Regions from separate parts of the Homo sapiens genome. Here all the other regions are linked to region 1. Evidence: read pairs that join two places in POLR2A ChIA-PET (ENCODE). Cell type or tissue: Caco-2. All regions are shown on one strand. Region 1 overlaps GMEB2 (glucocorticoid modulatory element binding protein 2). Region 2 overlaps ZBTB46 (zinc finger and BTB domain containing 46). Region 3 overlaps RTEL1 (regulator of telomere elongation helicase 1).

The links. ChIA-PET counts read pairs that join two places held together with the same protein. Peaks named below come from ENCODE experiments on the same cell type or tissue, not always from the same donor. Only the 100,000 strongest peaks of a DNase experiment are listed, where the experiment ranks them.
Region 2: POLR2A ChIA-PET joins it to region 1 with 5 read pairs; 2 of 35 experiments call an interaction of 5 or more read pairs at or near these places.
Region 3: POLR2A ChIA-PET joins it to region 1 with 8 read pairs; 6 of 35 experiments call an interaction of 5 or more read pairs at or near these places.

The regions. Positions count from the first base shown.
Region 1 is chr20:63,588,246-63,592,245 of GRCh38, forward strand. GMEB2 (glucocorticoid modulatory element binding protein 2) reads right to left here. Exons shown (of 10, transcript NM_012384.5): 9 at 3,777-3,899; 10 at 1-2,484. The coding sequence ends at 1,844. Among named protein-coding and RNA genes, the nearest start is that of HELZ2, 16 kb to the left of the region's middle. RefSeq lists enhancers at 1-165, 2,083-2,252. In Caco-2, no CTCF peak of the experiment used is centred here; DNase peaks (open chromatin) are centred at 690, 942, 2,086, 2,435 and 2 weaker places.
Region 2 is chr20:63,758,591-63,762,590 of GRCh38, forward strand. All of the region lies in intron 3 of ZBTB46 (zinc finger and BTB domain containing 46), which reads right to left. Among named protein-coding and RNA genes, the nearest start is that of ZBTB46-AS2, 17 kb to the left of the region's middle. In Caco-2, no CTCF peak of the experiment used is centred here; no DNase peak of the experiment used is centred here.
Region 3 is chr20:63,665,425-63,669,424 of GRCh38, forward strand. It overlaps RTEL1 (regulator of telomere elongation helicase 1), which reads left to right. Exons shown (of 35, transcript NM_001283009.2): 7 at 580-655; 8 at 2,045-2,129. RTEL1-TNFRSF6B (RTEL1-TNFRSF6B readthrough (NMD candidate)) reads left to right here. Exons shown (of 38, transcript NR_037882.1): 7 at 580-655; 8 at 2,045-2,129. Among named protein-coding and RNA genes, the nearest start is that of RTEL1, 9.1 kb to the left of the region's middle. In Caco-2, no CTCF peak of the experiment used is centred here; no DNase peak of the experiment used is centred here.

The DNA of each region.
Region 1 (4,000 bases):
CCCACTGGAAGTTCTGTTGACGAGGGCTGTCAAGGCAGACGCACTCGTGACTTTGACAAAGGGAAGCAGCTGGAAGGTTGCGGGTCCCAGGGTCACAGGCAGCTGTATTAGTGACAGGTTCTGAGCTGGTGGGTGGGGGCCGCAGGGCTCTCCTGACCCCCGTAGGGTCATACCGCTGCATGCTGCAGAACTCAACTAGAGTGGAAATGAGTTTAAAACGGAGTATGTACATCAAAAGATCAACATCACGCCGAAACCAGCTGACTGTGACAACAGCAAACAAAAATGTAACAGAGAAAACAAACAAGACACAGCCTCAGTAGCTTGACATGGGTGAGGGCAGCCAGGACAGGGCCCTGGTGACAATGGCGCAGAGGTGGGGTCTGGGCCGCTCACTGGACGGACAGCCAGCCAGTTCCCTTCGGAGCAGTGAAGTGGGACACAGGACCCTCGCATTGCGGGGCCTCAGACGGGCCTTCAACTGCCGACAGAATCAGCAGGAGCGTCCAGGGGAATCTGGCACTCAGGGTCCTCCCGGGACATGCCCTGTTGGAGACGGCAGGAGGCCTGGGCTGGCTGCTCCCTGAGATGCCTGCCCCAGGACCCTGGCCTGGAGGGGCCTCAGCCTGGTCTTCCTTGTGAGTCCAAGGCCAGGTCTCAGGACAGCCACAGACAGCCCTTCCAGACAGGCTCTGGGCTCCACCTTCGGCAGCTGCCCTGAGCAGCCCACCCGGGGCAGCCTCCTGAACACCCAGGGGCTCTCCCTTGGACAGAGACCACCAAGGGCCAGCCCAGGGGCTGCATGGGGGCCGGGGGCCAGGGAGCCAAGGGCTGTTCCGTGGCCAAGCAGCCCAAGCTGAAGGGCCCACATGGGAATCCTCGACCTCCATAGTGACTGGTTCTGTTTATGCCTCTGCCCCAGGACTGAAGCCCTAGGGACACACCTCATGGATCTCAGACCCCTGGGAGGGGCCGGCTCAGGGACAGGCTGCCCAGGACCTCCGCACCCGGTCAAGTGCACTCACAGGGGCTCAGGGGCCACCCAAAGAGCTAACTCGGGAAGCCTAGGCACTCACCATTATTTTGGTTGAAAATGCTATAAATCTGACTCTTCCTAGAAGCCTACTAAGCAATTCACTTAAAAACACCCTCAGTACATGTGCAACAATGCCTGGACCACGCCTCGTCTGTGCGGCCCCTGGGCCACCTGAGCACCGGCTGGGGGCGGGGGAGGCAGGCACCCATCAGGATCTGCACCCCAAGCTCCGGGTGCATGTTCCCAACTGGAGGAGAACGGGGCGCCAGCCACACTAAACCTACAGAAAACTGTGGGAAGAAACCAAATCCATAGGATCCAGAGGTTTCACACTTGGGCTTAGCTCCCAAGTCATGAGTTAGTAACGTCCCCAGGGACCTGGCTGGGTGCAGACATGGGGGCCTCGTGACCTGCTGCACCGCGTCCAGCACCTGCAGGGTCGCGCTCGGCACCTGGCTCTGCTTCCTCTGTCTCTGCTGCACCCAGGCTCCCCCTAGCCCCCGCCCACCTGGCTCCTGATCAAGGCCCAATGTGTAAACAGTATTAATAAGCAACAGATGGAAAAATATATTTCCCAAGAAAAAAGGGGGAGGAAACGTGGGACCTGAAGACCGATTTTCCAGGTTGCTCTCGCTGTTCTGTCCCCTTCTCTCTTCTCGTGATTTGTTTTGGCGATTCCTCTCTTTGGTTCTGCAGACCACGTGACCCACCTGCCCGAGCCAGCCCTGCGGCCTCTGCCCGCTCCCTGCTGCCGCGGCTGAGAGACAGCCAGCCCTGTCCGTCCCAGGGGCCTCGCCCTCCTGTCGGCTACTTCCGCTCGTGGTCCTCTGCCATGGCAGCCACCTCAATGGTGGCCGTGTGCTCCTCAGGCCCGGGGGCAGCCCCTGCGGGCACTGTCACAATTGTGCTGGAGCCAGGCGAGGCCTGGGCCACGTTCTGCAGGGTGGGGCCCAGGCCAGGCAACGTGAGCAGCTGTAGCGGGCTGACCACCTTGAACACCGTGCTACCGTCCTGCACGGCGGCCGTGCTCAGGACCGTGAGGCTGGACGCGTCCGGGTGGATCTCCACTGTGCTGGGGTAGGTGGAGCCGGAAGAGGCCAAGACTGTGTATCCCCCGAGCAGCGGGGAGGCCGGGGAGCTGGCGGGGGGCGCCTGAAGGGAACCCTTGCCCAGGACGGTGGACGGCAGGGTGGACACCACTTTACCAAGGGGCACGCTGGTCAGCTGGGGGACGGGCACGCCCGGGCCAAGCGCCAGCTGGGCAGACTGGGTGAGCACCTGCGAGGCCATGGCGGCCGGTCCTGATGTGGCACGTGCAAGCCGGGGCCGCTTCACAGGCGGTGGCAGGGAGACCGGCGTCAGCGTCATGAGCACGTTGCTGAGGTGCTGGGACTTGTGCTTCAGCTCCTTGGCTCGGCGACGATGCTCATCACACTGCTGCTCCAGGGCTGCAGGGAGGTACAGATGGCATCACACAGGGGACGGGGGCATGGATGGCGGCATGCAGGGGATGGGGGCAGACACGCCACACCATCTGGGTGGCCCCTGGGTCAGTGGCAACCCAGGTCTGCTCACCTGATGCCACAAACCCAGATGACCACATGGCCGCCAAAGGTGAGGTCTGTGGGAGACGGGGCCCAAGATGGCCCTCGGGGTAGACACCAGCCTGTGCTGACCCAGGGTCTGCACTGACCCGGGGCCTGTGTGCAAGCGTGGCAATCCCGTCTCAGACCCTCCTGCACTGACCCAGGGCCTGCGTGCAAGCGTGGAAATGCCGTCTCAGATCCCCGCATGAGCTTTCACACACCCAGCGTGGAAAGTTGCTCTTGTGACATATTAAGAGAGAGAGGAGGAAAAGCAGCACATGTGGCACATGTGTTTAAACATAAACATGCACACACACATGCAGAGTGCACACACACAATGAACACAAACAGTGAACACACAAAGTGAAGAGTGAACACACAGTGCACACACACTGAATACACACACACTGAACACAGTGAACACACACACTGAATACACACACATTGAACACACAGTGAACACGCAGTGAACACACACACACTGAACACACACACAGTGAACACACAGTAAGCACAGACCCCAAGAGGAGCATGGAGGAAACGCACCAATATCAGGGGCTTGAGCTCTGAGCGGGGTCAGGACCAGCCCTTCCCATTCTCTGTCATTGTTTTTTTTTGAGACAGGGTCTCGCTCTGTCACCCAGACTGGAGTGCAGTGGTGTGATCTCAGCTCCCTGCAACTTCCACCTCCTGGGCTCAAGCAATTGCCTGCCAGCCTCCCGAGTAGCTGGGATTACAGGCACACACCACCATGCCCAGTTTTGTTTTGTTTTTTTCAGCAGAGATGGGGTTTCACCACGTTGGCCAGGCTGGTCTCAAACTCCTAGCCTGAAGTGATCCGCCCGCCTCGGCCTCCCAAAGCGCTGGGATAACAGGCGTGAGCCACCGCGCCTGGCCTCTGTCATTTTCTCTTAAATAACTACTTGGTTCATCACAGAAATGCCGGTAAATGTAAGCTTAGTGCAATGGAGAGGTCTGACTACCTCACTTAAGCTTCAGGTTGTTTTCCTCGCACAACAGCAGTGCGGAGAAGCTCGCCGTGGTGGCGGTGACTCCAGGAAGTGCAGGTGGATGCACAGCCGTGGGGTGAGCCCGTGGGCTCCAGGTCCTCAGCCTACCGCCCAGGGGACGGGACGGGGGTGGTCTCAGCATACCTGCCAGGTCCCGGGCGTACTGCTCCCGCGAGCGGTCCATCTGGCACTTGTGGCTGGCCAGCACCTTCTTCACCAGGTCCAGCATGCCGAAGTTCTGCACGATGTTGTTGAGAAGTACAGCATCTTAAAGGGTAACGCGGACACTCAGTGAGAGCCCAAGCCCTTCCTAGAGAGCCACGCGGACGCTCGGTGAGAGCCCGGGACCTTCCTAGAGAGTCACGTGG
Region 2 (4,000 bases), 170 kb after region 1:
TATCCTAGATCCTTTGCATCTCCAAATATATTTAGCAGTCAGTTTACTCACACACGCACGCGCACGGGCACTCACACACCCCTCTGCTGGGATCTTAACCAGAATTGTGCTGACCCAATATATCAACTTAAGGAGAGTCACATCTTTTTTTTTTTTTTTTTGAGACAGAGTCTTGCTGTCGCCCAGGCTGGAGTGCAGTGGTGCGATCTCAGCTCATTGCAAGCTCCGCCTCCCGGGTTCACGCCATTCTCCTGCCTCAGCCTCCCGAGTAGCTGGGACTACAGGCGCCCGCCACCACGCCCGGCTAATTTTTTTGAATTTTTAATAGAGACGGGTTTCACTGTGTTAGCCAGGATGGTCTCAAATCTCCTGACCTCGTGATCCGGCCGCCTCGGCCTCCCAAAGTGCTGGGATGACAGGCGTGAGCCATGGTGCCCAGCGGAGATTCACATCTTAACAATAGTGAGTCTTCTCCTCCATGAACATAGTATCTCCCTTCATTTATCATTATCTTCTTTAATTTCTCCCAGCAATATTTTATAGTTTTCTGTGTAGAGGTCTTTGCATATTTTTTGTTTAATTTATTCCTAGGCATTTGATGTCCTATAAAATGAAACTCTGTTATTTATAGAAATACAATTGACTTTTGTATATTGAGTTTCGTACATTGGCTGTATATCCAGTATATTTAATTATCCTGTTAAAAATCTAAGTTTCTAGATTCTTTTGAATGTTCTATATGCATAGTCATGTCACCTACAAATGATGCTTTTACTTATTCCCTTCCATTCATTTCTTTTTCTTTTTTTTCTTTAGTAAAGACAGGGTCTTGCCATGTTGCCCAGGCTGGTCTTGAGCTCCTGAGCTCAAGTGACCCACCCACCTCAGCCTCCCAAAGTGCTGAGATCACAGGCATGAGCCACAGTGCCTGGCCCCTTTCATTTATCACTGTATTGCACAGCTTGGGACAAGGGGTAGGACTCAGGGAGGAGGGGGGCAAGGGAGGTTCCTGACATGACACAAACATTAGGAAGGCAAGAGCTCTCAGGGGCAGCCCTGCACACACAACCCGGGCAGGATCTCCAGCCAACTCTGAATATAAGTGGTGACGATGGGCGTCTGTGTATCGTTCCCGTGCTCAGAGGCTAAGTCATCATGATTTCACAATTAACCAAAAGGTTAACTTTTTTTTTTGTAGATACTTTTTGTCAGATTTAGAACATTTCTTTATACTCCAATTTGCCGATTCTTATCACGAAGGCTACTGAATTTTATCAAAAGTGTTTCCTGCATTTATTGAGGTGATATAGCGGGTTCTCTCCTTTATTCGGCTAATGTGGTAAATTCTACACATTGATTCCAAACACTCACTTAACCTTGAGTTCTTGGAATGAGCCTGCGGACCATGCAACACGGTTCTTCCTCTGTCTCACTGGATTCAATTTGCTGGTATTTACTTTAATAGTTGCACATCTCTGCTGAGTGATAATTTCCTTTCTTGAAATGCCACGTCAGGCTCTGGGATCAAGACCATGCCAGCTTAGATAGGCTGGAGACTGTTCCTTTCTTCTAGTATTTGGAAGATATGTCTAACGTTGGCGTCATTTTCTTCCGTTAAAATTGGAAAGAATTCACTAGTAAAGGCACTCGCCCTGAAGCTTTCTCTGTGGGAAGGCTTTAAAGTTATTAATTCAATTTTCTCAGCAGATCATAAAACCATTGAGCTCTTCCTGTTTGCTCCAGTTTTGATAAATTCTGTTTTCCAGGAATTTTCCCATTTCCTCCAATGTGTCAAATATATTCGCATAAAGTTGTGTATAATAATCTTATCTATCCAATATCCGTTGATCACTTTTCACAGGAGTTATATCAGTGTTTTTGTTTTTTTTTTTTGAGACAGAGTCTCACTCTGTTGCCCAGGCTGGAGTGCAGTGGCACAATCTCGATTCACTGCAAGCTCCGCCTCCTGGGTTCTCCTGCCTCAGCCTCCCGAGTAGCTAGGATTACAGGCGCCTGTCACCACACCTGGCTAATTTTTTCTATTTTTAGTAGAGACAGGGTTTCACCGTGTTAGCCAGGATGGTCTCGGATCTCCTGACCTCGTGATCCGCCTGCCTCGGCCTCTCAAAGTGCTGGGATTACAGGCGTGAGCCACCGCGCCAGGCCGAGTTATATCAGTTTTATTATCTTTTCAACACACTGGCTTTGGGCATTGTTCACTTTCGGTTTTGGGGTTTGCCCAGGCTGGAATGCAGCAGTGCAATCATAGCTCACTGTAACCTTAAACTCCTTGGCCTCAAGCGAGCCTTCTGACTTAACCTCCCGAAGTGCTGGGATTACAGGTGTGCACCACCATGCCAGCTACACTGTTGATTTTTGTATGCCTGCTTTCTACTTCATTGATAGCTCTTTTTTTTTTTTTTTTTCAGATGGAGTCTCGTTCTGACATCCAAGCTGGTGTGTGGTGCCATGATCTCGGCTCGCTGCAACCTCCGCCTCCCAGGTTCAAGCAATTCTCCTGCCTCAGCCTCCCGAGTAGCTGGGATTACAGGCACCCACCACCATACCCGGCTAATTTTTGTATTTTTAGTAGAGACAGGGTTTCACCATGTTGACCAGACTGGTCTCGAACTCCTGACCTCAAGTGATTGACGCACTTCAGCCTCCCAAAGTGCTGGGATTACAGGCATGAGCCACCACACTCACCCTGATATCTATTCTTTATTTCCCTTCTGTTACTTTCTTTGGGCTTAATTTGCTATGCTTTTTCTTCTTGACAAAGAAATTTAGAACCTTTCTTCTGTCCTAATATATAACTAGAGCTGTAAGTTTCCCTTAAATATTGCTTTAGATGTGGGCCTAAAAGTTTTGATACAGCATTTTTTCATTATCATTCAGTTAAAAATATTTTGGCCAGGCACGGTGGCTCACACCTGTAATCCCAGCAGTTTGGGAGTCCGAGGCAGGTGGATCACAAGGTCAGGAGTTCGAGACCAGCCTGGCCAATATAGTGGAACTCTGTCTCTACTAAAAATACAAAAATTATCCAGGCGTGGTGGCCGGTGCCTGTAATCCCAGCTACTCGGGAGGCTGCAGCAGGAGAATCACTTGAACCCCGGAGGCAGAGGTTGCAGTGAGCAGACATCGCACCACTGCACTCCAGCCTGGGTGACAGAGCGAGACTCTGCCTCAAAAAAAAAAAAAAAAGTTTATCATTTCCATAGGGATTTATTCTTTGACTTGAGGGTTGTGTAAACGTATACTATTTGATTTGCAAGCATTTGGGGATATTCTAGTGTCTTCTTGTTACTGATTTCTAATTCCAGTTTGCTAAGGTCAGAGAATATACTCTCTGATTTCAATCCTTTGATATTTGTTGAACCTGAATTATGGCCCTGGTTGGTCTATTTTGGTAAATGTTTCCTGTCCATTTGGAATATCCTGCACTTTTGGTGTAACGTTCAAACTGGGCTAATTGTGCTGTTACAGCCAGTATCTCTATGAACACAGATGCAAGACTCAAACCAAACATTAGCTAACTGAATCCAATAATACAGAAAAAGAATAGCAGCTTGTGACCAGATGTGTTTATTTCCAGGAATTCAAGGTGAATTTAACATTTGAAAACTGTGTTCAAATATTCTCTATCCTTACTGAGATTTTGTTTGCTGTTCTATCAATTACTGAGATAAGTGTTTTAAAACCCCCAATTGTAATTGTGAAGTTATCTCTTTTTTTAGTTCTGCCAGCTTTTACCTCATGTATTTTAAAACTGAGCTGTTGCCGGGCACAGTAGCTCACACCTGTAATCCCAGCACTTTGGGAGGCCGAGGTGGGTGGATCACGAGGTCAGGAGATCGAGACCATCTTGGCCAACATGGTGAAATCCTGTCTCTACTAAAAATACACAAAAAATGAGCCAGGGTGGTGGCACGCGCCTGTACTGCCAGCTACTTGGGAGGCTGAGGCAGGATAATTGCTTGAACCTGGGAGACAGAGG
Region 3 (4,000 bases), 77 kb after region 1:
TTTCTGCCCGGGGCCTCTCCGCCAGTACAGGCAGTGTCCTTTGCCAGGGCTGCCATGCTGCAGAGGGGAGTGGGCCACTGTTTAGCCCAGGAAAACCTGGCTCTCCCTTAGCTGGAAGTTCTGGGCCTGTTGTGGTTGGCAGGGAAGCTGAGTGACGGTGCTAATCACAGGGGCACCTGCAGGGGTTTGTGGGAGATGCCTCTGTGGGTTGGGGCGATAGGCTGAGGGGCTGTTCTTCCCTGCCCTGAGGAGGGCTGAGTGTAGCCGCCACTCCTGTCCTGTCTTGGGCTGTCTCGGAGAGGATGCGTAGAACCCTCGGGATCCTGCTGGCCTCCGTCTGGTCCACCCTGAACCTCAGGCCTTCTGGGGGCAGAGGAGGATTCCCTCAGGATCACTCGGGTGGGGGCCTCTCTTGGGCACCTGAGACCCTCAGTGGGTGCTTTGTGGCGCGTTCACGGTTGGTGGGGGACGCCCAGCCCTGCCCGCCGTGTAGGAGCCGTTCTGTCCTGGGCATCCCCCTGTGGTCTGGGACTTAGTGGACCCTGAGGGTGTGTGTTTACCCCTGCCTCACACCTGCAGAAAAAAGCCTGGAGCAGGAGCTGGCCAGCCCCATCCTGGACATTGAGGACTTGGTCAAGAGCGGAAGCAAGCACAGGTGAGACCCCTCAGTGAGGCCACGACCACTGTCCTTCCATGGCCCAGCTCTCCTGTGACCTGTGGAGGCCCGGATATATTTCTTCACTTTTCTTTGTTCCTTTTTAAATTATGAAACTAACCACCATTCAGTACGAAAAAGTTTAAGCAGCTCTGAGGAAGATAGAGTAAAAAATTGTCTCCCTCTTCCCTGGCCCTCAGCCATCCCCGGTGGCCACCGTGGAGTGTGGACGGAGCCCTGCAGGCCTGTGTCTGTGCGGAAGCACGCGCAGTTTTGTCTGCACAGACTGTCCTGCAGTTGGCTGTTTTCACTCAGCGTTGTGGGTATAGCTTCCCATGCTGGTGCTGGCAGCTCGGCCTTGTTCTTTTGAGGACAGCAGATGTCTCCTATGTCTACCTCTTACAGCTTCAGAGATTCAAGTTATAATAAAGCTCTTCTTATATTGAGGGGGAAACCTCCCTCCCCCTTTTTTTTGAAACAGGGTCTCGCTCTGCTACCCAGGCTGCAGTGCAGTGTCACAGTCTTGGCTCACTGCAGCCTCAGCCTCCCAGGCTCAAGCGATTTTCCCACCTCAGCCTCCCAAGTAGCCGGGACTGCAGGCACACACCACCATGCCTGGTTAATTTTTGTATTTTTTGTACAGACAGGGTCTCACTCTGTTGCTCAGGCCAGTCTCCTGAGCTCGAGAGTTCCACCTGCCTTGGCCTCCCAAAGTGCTGGGATTACAGGCGTGAGACCCCATGCCTGGCCAGCTCTTTTTTTTTTTTTTTTTTTTTTTGAGACGGAGTCTCGCTCTGTCGCCCAGGCTGGAGTGCAGTGGTGCGATCTCGGCTCACTGCAAGCTCCGCCTCCCGAGTTCACGCCATTCTCCTGCCTCAGCCTCCCGAGTAGCTGGGACTACAGGTGCCCGCCACCACGTCTGGCTAATTTTCTGTATTTTTAGTAGAGACGGGGTTTCACCGTGTTAGCCAGGATGGTCTCGATCTTCTGACCTTGTGATCCGCCCACCTCGGCCTCCCAAAGTGCTGGGATTACAGGAGTGAGCCACCGCGCCCGGCCCAGCTCTGCTTTTTCTTAGTGGTTCTGCGTTGTGTTTGTTTCTATCCAGGAATAGGGTTGGTTTTACTTTTCCATCGAGTTTTTAAAGAGACGACGATTTACATGGTCGGAAACTCACGAGGACTCCCCATCCCTTGGTCGGAAACTCACATGGACTCCCCATCCCTTGGTCAGAAACTCACGTGGACTCCCATCCATCCCAGGCAGCAGCTTCCCACCTGGGCCCTACGTGCAGGATGAGGGCTCCTTCCGGGTCAGAAGACATGGCGGCCTCGGGGCACCGTCCCCTGCATGGGGTGCTCACAGGATCTTCTCCTCTCTCCTTCCCAGGGTGTGCCCTTACTACCTGTCCCGGAACCTGAAGCAGCAAGCCGACATCATATTCATGCCGTACAATTACTTGTTGGATGCCAAGGTGGGGGCTCAGTCCTGTAGCTGACGACTCCTGATGTCCAGGGGTGTCCCTGGGCTTGGGAACAGCTGTCCGAGCCTTTGCTGCTTCAGGGCCTTAGATCAGCAGGCCTGGGTGGGAGGACTCACCTCTGTCACTGGGCAGGGGCTCAACCTGGCCAGACACACTTGTGAGCAGCCCCAGGCCACAGGTCAGTTTTCTGAGCAGTCTGGGAGCGGGCAGGCTGGTGGGAGTGAGGAGAGACCTCCAGGCTGTGGTCCATAGGCCAGTGCCCGCTCTTGATCCTGACAGCTCAGGTTCTCTCCTTCACGTCAGGCCATGGGAGGCACCGAGAACACAGGAAGCCCACTGACTCCCCTCTTCCCAGCGCGTGCCCGGCCCCACACTCACTCCCCCTCCCAGCATGTGCCCGGCTTCACACTCACTCCCCTCTTCCCAGTGCATGCCCGGCCCCACACTCACTCCCCCCACAGCATGTGCCCGGCCTGACACTCACTCCCCTCCTCCCAGTGTGTGCCCAGCCCCACTCCCTTCCGCCCCGTGTGCCCAGCCCCACGCTCACTCCCCCCGCCAGCATGTGCCCGGCCCCACACTCAACTCCCCTCCTCCCAGTGTGTGCCCGGCCCTGCTGCCCTCCTCCCCATGTGCCCTGCTTTTGTGCCCCACACTTTTTACTTAGTGCAGGTGGGATCACACGCCACGGGTCAATGGTTTGTGTGTTCACGTGACGATGGCGTGGTGACGTTTCCAGATCCCGTCGTTGGTTCGCTCATTCTCGGGGTGTATATTTATTGAGAGCTCATCATGCTGGGTGCTATTCCAGGCATAGCAAGACTGGCTTCACTCACATGGAGCTTTGATTCTAGTGGTGGGGACAGGTGGACAGCAAAAGAGTAAGCACGTGAGCTGATGATACTGAAGGGAAATAGAGCAGAGGGAGGAGGCGGAGACCGAGCCAAGCGGGCCCAAGTGCGATGTCGGCGGGAGGTGGGGAATGCTGGTGGGTCTGAGGGGAGCCTCAGCAGGTGCAGCAGAGCAAGGGAAGAGGTGAGTGGGGGCGGCTGGGGGGCCGACTCCTGGGAAGCTGTAGCAGAACCCCACAGAGAGCTGGTGAGGTTTGCCGTGGTTGTGGGTGACTCGGTGCTTTGAGCCCTGGCTGCCCCTGGGAACCATCTGGAGAGCTTCTAACCCAACCAGGCCCCTCCCTGGGACAGTTATATCACAGCTGGTAAGCCGAGTCTAACACTTTCACGGAAACGCAGAAGATCTAAAACAGCAAGATGACCGTGAAGAAGAACAGAGCTGGAGGACTCACCTCGCTGGTTTCAAGACTCCTCTAAAGCTGCAGGAGTGGAGGTGGAGATGGCCCAGCTCAGGCACAGGCCTGCAGGCCATGGAGAAGGCAGCAAGCTCAAGCTGACCCACACGCATGTGGTCATTGTTTTTTTTTTCAGTTGGAATCTCACTCTGTCACCCAGGTTGGAGTGCAGTGGCACCATCTCGGCTCACTGCAGCCCCCGCCCCTAGGTTCTAGCGATTCTCCCACATCAGCCTCCCGAGTAGCTGGGATTACAGGCGTGCGCCACCATGCCTGGCCCTTGGTGATTGTTTTTTGACAAACATGCCAATTTAATTGAGAGAGGAAATGAAGGTTGATTTCTGGTTTTCTGAAAAAATGGTGCTAAGAACAGCTGGATATCTGTTCGGAAAACAGTGAATCTTAACTCTTGTTTTACCCTGTATAAACCTAAATGTAAAAGCTAAACTAAAAGTTATAGAAAGGAACATGGGGGAGGTCTTTGCAACTTTGGGGTAGGCAGAGATTTCTTAGTATGGATACACAAGGCACTAGCCATGAAGAAAAACATTAAAAT